Linked DNA regions of Homo sapiens: region 1 is linked to region 2. Evidence: read pairs that join two places in POLR2A ChIA-PET (ENCODE). Cell type or tissue: K562. All regions are shown on one strand.

Region 1 (2,500 bases), 49 kb after region 2:
AGGATAGCTCAGGGGAGAGCCCAGGGATAAGCCTGAGGCAGTGGTGGGTGCAGAATGTTGGACCTAGGTTGCCCTAACTCCCCCTTCTTGTCATCTGATTTATCTTTCTCTGGCCACATACTAAAAGCCATTTTTCTCTCCCGCTCCTTCTCCAATTCTCTGTTGAATGTCATCCTTATTTTCCGTTGTCGCTTTGATTTCATCTCTGTCTTGCTGATTTCTGTGTCTCTATGCCAATATCACTCTGTCCCTCTCTCCTCTTCCCCCACCACGCCCCTCTTCCCGTTTTCTACCCCCAAACCCTGAGTCTCTTTCCTCTCTCTTTATCTCTGGGTCTCTGTCCCATGTCCCATGTTTTCTCTGGACCTCCATCCTCCCCTCCTGGGTCTCTGGCTCCCTTACTGGGTTTCTGTGCCCTCCCCTGCCTCTCTGACTTCCTCTCTCTCTGGGTTGCCGGCCCCATCTCTTGATCTGTGTTCTCACCCTTTTCTTCACTCCTGTGGTCTTTGCCTTCTTTCTCTGCATCTCTTCCTCTCTCTCACTTCGTCTCTGCCCGTCTCTGTGCTCCCTGCTGTCTTTGGCTCCTCGCCTCCTGCTGCAGCCCCGTGTGACCCCAGAGGGTGAGTACATCCCGCTGGACCACCAGGATGTGGATGTGGGCTTTGATGGAGGCACCGATCGTATCTTCCTCGTGTCCCCCATCACCATCGTCCATGAGATCGACTCTGCCAGTCCTCTGTATGAGCTAGGACGTGCCGAGCTGGCCAGGGCTGACTTTGAGCTGGTGGTCATTCTCGAGGGGATGGTTGAGGCCACAGCCATGACCACACAGTGTCGCTCGTCCTACCTCCCTGGTGAACTGCTCTGGGGCCATCGTTTTGAGCCAGTTCTCTTCCAGCGTGGCTCCCAGTATGAGGTCGACTATCGCCACTTCCATCGCACTTATGAGGTCCCAGGGACACCGGTCTGCAGTGCTAAGGAGCTGGATGAACGGGCAGAGCAGGCTTCCCACAGCCTCAAGTCTAGTTTCCCCGGCTCTCTGACTGCATTTTGTTATGAGAATGAACTTGCTCTGAGCTGCTGCCAGGAGGAAGATGAGGACGATGAGACTGAGGAAGGGAATGGGGTGGAAACAGAAGATGGGGCTGCTAGCCCCCGAGTTCTCACACCAACCCTGGCGCTGACCCTGCCTCCATGATGCAAACTGATGTCCCCTTCCCCGTGTATGCCCCCTTCCCCAAGGTAGCAAGATGGAGGGATGGGGCTCTCTCCTGGGATGGGGGCAGGTGTTCCTGAATACCGACAGGCCTGCTGGGTAAATGACTAGGTGGTAAGGTTCTGCCATGCCTGGTGACCCACCATGGACATACTGGACCTTAATTCCTCTGCTTCTGTGCTCCCTCCTGAGAACCCTTTATGAGCCTGATTCCTCAGTCTCACCAGAATTCTGGATCACCCAAGAGGAAAAGACTGGCAGTTCTAGATTCCTCTATATGGGGAGACCTGGATTGTTGACCAGGGTGAGAAGCCAATGGTATAGACTGCCTCTGGGGAAGCAAGTTGGCAGTTCTTGAACAGCATCAGATATCAAGAGTTTGTAGGTCTGGATTCACCTAAGATTCAAGGGAGTGTTGCTTCTCAACTCAGCCAACTGAGTAGCAAATCATTTGTTCTAGACCACCTAAGGAGGGAAGGTTATGGAATGCCCCAAGTATTCAAGATCATCTTGATTGACCAAAGACCAAAAAAAAAAAAAAGACCTGTGGTTCCAGAAAGCTCATTAGTTGAGATTCTGTGAGTCTAGGTTGACCACAGAGGCAAGCACTGGTGAGTCTAGGACAGATTTTACGTGGAGAGTTGAACTACTCCAGAAACTAAAGAGTAATGTTTCTAGAATGCACAAAACATTGTTAGTCTGTGGGTTTAGAAAGACTGAAGTGACAGATTAAGAGTTCTTGATATTAGATAACTCCAACTTCTGGCTGTAGAGCACCCAGCCAAGAGAATAAGCAGTGCTTTGAAAGGATCCACTGGGTGGGTTGTTTTTTTTTAAAGTGCCATTCTAGAATGTCCAAAGGGAATCAGGATTCTGTGGCTGTAGACTGATCACAGAGTCAAGGAAGCAGTGGCAATTCTAGATATCTGAGATTTTGCTGGTTCCAGTTTGCCCAATGGAGTTGAGAATCTCAATGATTCTAGATGACTTCTTGTGGTTCTGTAATGCCAAAAGGAATGAAGGCTCCAGGGATACAGAGTTGTCCATTACCAAAGCCTGGAAGTTCTCATCACCTCCAGGTGGACTGCTTGGCAGTGCTAGGAGGTGGACTCAGGACTTCAGAAGCAACATTTCTGGCCTGACCTGGAAGGTGAAGGTGAAGGTGAGACCCTGTAGGGCACAGGGCTAATTAGTGGACAAGGGAAGGGGGAGGCCCAGGGCTGGTGAGTCTAGAATGCTCTGGAACCCTACACCTAGTGATGTGTGTCTATTTCTTTTTCTTTT
Region 2 (2,500 bases):
CAGGTGACAGCTCGGGATCCAGGAGTTCCGGCTCCAAAACCCGCCTCCCGTGAAGCCCAGTAGTCTGGGCCCCCAGCCCCCTCCTCCCTTGGGACCCAGGACCCACAAAGCCCTCCAGCTTGGTGACCTTAGGCAAACCTCAGAATTCTTTGAGCCTGAGTTTCCCCTGAAAGCGCTAACCATAGTTTTAGCTGCCGCCTATCCCTTCCTCCATATCCTCTCTTCATGAGAGAGTCTAAGGAGGGGGTCCCCAAACTCCCCAAGCCTGGTCACTGCCCGCAGCCCTCCACCGGATGCCCCCCGCCCGGAAAAGCGCTGCTGCAAGGGTTTCTGCATCGACATTCTGAAGCGGCTGGCGCATACCATCGGCTTCAGCTACGACCTCTACCTGGTCACCAATGGCAAGCACGGAAAGAAGATCGATGGCGTCTGGAACGGCATGATCGGGGAGGTGAGGGGGCGGACGGGAGGCGGGGAATCTTCGGGGCGGAGTCGAGAGGCGGGCACAGCCGGGCGTGGTGGCTCACGCCTGTAATCCCAGCACTTTGGGAAGCCGAGGCGGGCGAATTGCCTGAGCTCAGGGGTTCGAGACCAGTTTGGGCAAAACGGTGAAACCCCGTCTCTACTAAAATGCAAAAAATTAGCCGTGCGTGGTGGCGGGCGCCTGTAATCCCAGCTACTCGGGAGGCTGAGGCAGGAGAATTGCTTGAACCCGGGAGGCGGAGGTTGCAGTAAGCGGAGATCGCGCCACTGCACTCCAGCCTGGGCACAGAGTGAGACTCAGTCTCAAAAAATAATAATAAAAAAAAAGAGGTCGGCACCCTGGGGCAGGGGCGCGGCCAAATTGAGGAAACACCTGATTGGGGCCTGGGGCGGGGTCGCGGGAGGGACATGCCTTGGAACAGGGGGCGGGGTCAGGAGGTGTCAGGGGCGGGGTTTGGAGGAGGGACTTTGGAGCAGAGGAGGCGGGGCTAGGAGGGTGGGACTCCTAGGGGAAGGGGGCAGGGCTGGGAGGAGGGACTTTGGGGCAGTGGAGGCGGGGCTAGGAGGGTGGGACTCCTAGGGGAAGGGGGCGGGGCTGGGAGGAGGGACTTTGGTACAGAGGAGGAGGGGCCAGGAGGGTGAGAATCTAGGGGAAGAGGGTGGGGCTGGGAAGATCTGGACCAAGGCCTTGAGGTCTTGCTGGGAGCAGCCGGGTAGGACGCGGGCTACCAATTCCCAATCTTGTTCCCCATTTCTCACCTCCGCCCTTCCCTGCCCCACTCTTCGTCCCCCTCCTCACCCACCTCGCAATCCCTCTTGGCCCCTTCCCTCACCCTGTCACTGGTCTGCTCCCGGGGCCCGTCTCTGCTCGCCGTCCGTGTCAGTCTGTCCGCTTGAGCCGGGTTCCCCCGCCCACTCCTCATCGCCCCCACCCCAGGTGTTCTACCAGCGCGCAGACATGGCCATCGGCTCCCTCACCATCAACGAGGAGCGCTCCGAGATCGTGGACTTCTCCGTCCCCTTCGTGGAGACCGGCATCAGCGTCATGGTGGCGCGCAGCAATGGCACGGTGTCCCCCTCGGCCTTCCTCGGTAATCTGGGGCCCTGGGACAGGGAGCTAGCCCTAGGCAAAGTAGCCGTCCCCAACCGTGTGGGCCCTGGGATCAGAAAACCTGGGTTCCCGGTATCATCGGTACTTGAACCCGCTGTGCAACTTCGGTGAAGTGACATCATTTCTGAACCTCAGTTTCCTAATCTACAAGATGGAAGAAATAATTTCCCTACCCAGAAGACATTTCATCAAGAGGCTAAAGAAGCTTGAGCTCAGGAGCCTTCTCTTGCACTGCAGCTTCCAAGCCCTGCACCTGGTTTTGTATTCATAAGGTTGAATTATTTTTTCTCAAAGAGAGCCCTCCAAATTGTGCAAGCTTCAGGCCCCACAAAACCCAAGTGTTTTCCTGTACTAGGTATGAGATGAAGAGAACAAATTAGCATGGTACCAATACCTTGTAAGCACTTAAGTCACCATCAGTGTTTACTGAGCATCTACTATGTGCCAGGTGGTGGGCTCCACACTGGGAACACAGTGGCAAATGAGGAAGACACAAATCCCTGTCCAGTAGGATCTCTCAGCCTTGTGAAGGAGGCAGAAGATAAGCTTCTACTTCTCTCTCTCTCTCTCTTTTTTTTTTTTTCAGACAGAGTCTCACTCTGTCGCCCAGGCTGGAATGCAGTGGCACCATCTCGGCTCACTGCAACCTCAACCTGCCTCTCAGGTTTAAGCGATTCTCCTGCCTCAGCCTGCCAAGTAACTGGGATCACAGGCATGCACCACCACGCCTGGCCAATTTTTGTATTTTTAGTAGAGACGGGGTTTCACCATGGTGGCCAGCCTAATCTCAAACTCCTGACCTCAGGTGATCTGCCCACCTCAGCCTCCCAAAATGCTGGAATTACAGGCGTGAGCCACTGCACCCGGACAAGGGTTTTAACTACAGAAGATGGTGTGGGGATATAT

What was found. Peaks named below come from ENCODE experiments on the same cell type or tissue, not always from the same donor. Only the 100,000 strongest peaks of a DNase experiment are listed, where the experiment ranks them.
Region 1: POLR2A ChIA-PET joins it to region 2 with 5 read pairs; 8 of 35 experiments call an interaction of 5 or more read pairs at or near these places.

What each region holds. Positions count from the first base shown.
Region 1 is chr19:48,463,580-48,466,079 of GRCh38, forward strand. It overlaps KCNJ14 (potassium inwardly rectifying channel subfamily J member 14), which reads left to right. Exons shown (of 3, transcript NM_013348.4): 3 at 602-2,500. The coding sequence ends at 1,198. It overlaps LOC105372430 (a long non-coding RNA gene), which reads right to left. Exons shown (of 3, transcript NR_186576.1): 3 at 1,832-2,359. Among named protein-coding and RNA genes, the nearest start is that of CYTH2, 4.5 kb to the right of the region's middle. In K562, no CTCF peak of the experiment used is centred here; no DNase peak of the experiment used is centred here.
Region 2 is chr19:48,414,582-48,417,081 of GRCh38, forward strand. It overlaps GRIN2D (glutamate ionotropic receptor NMDA type subunit 2D), which reads left to right. Exons shown (of 14, transcript NM_000836.4): 6 at 1-3; 7 at 283-451; 8 at 1,421-1,574. Among named protein-coding and RNA genes, the nearest start is that of GRIN2D, 22 kb to the left of the region's middle. RefSeq lists enhancers at 1-528, 234-373. In K562, no CTCF peak of the experiment used is centred here; a DNase peak (open chromatin) is centred at 1,010.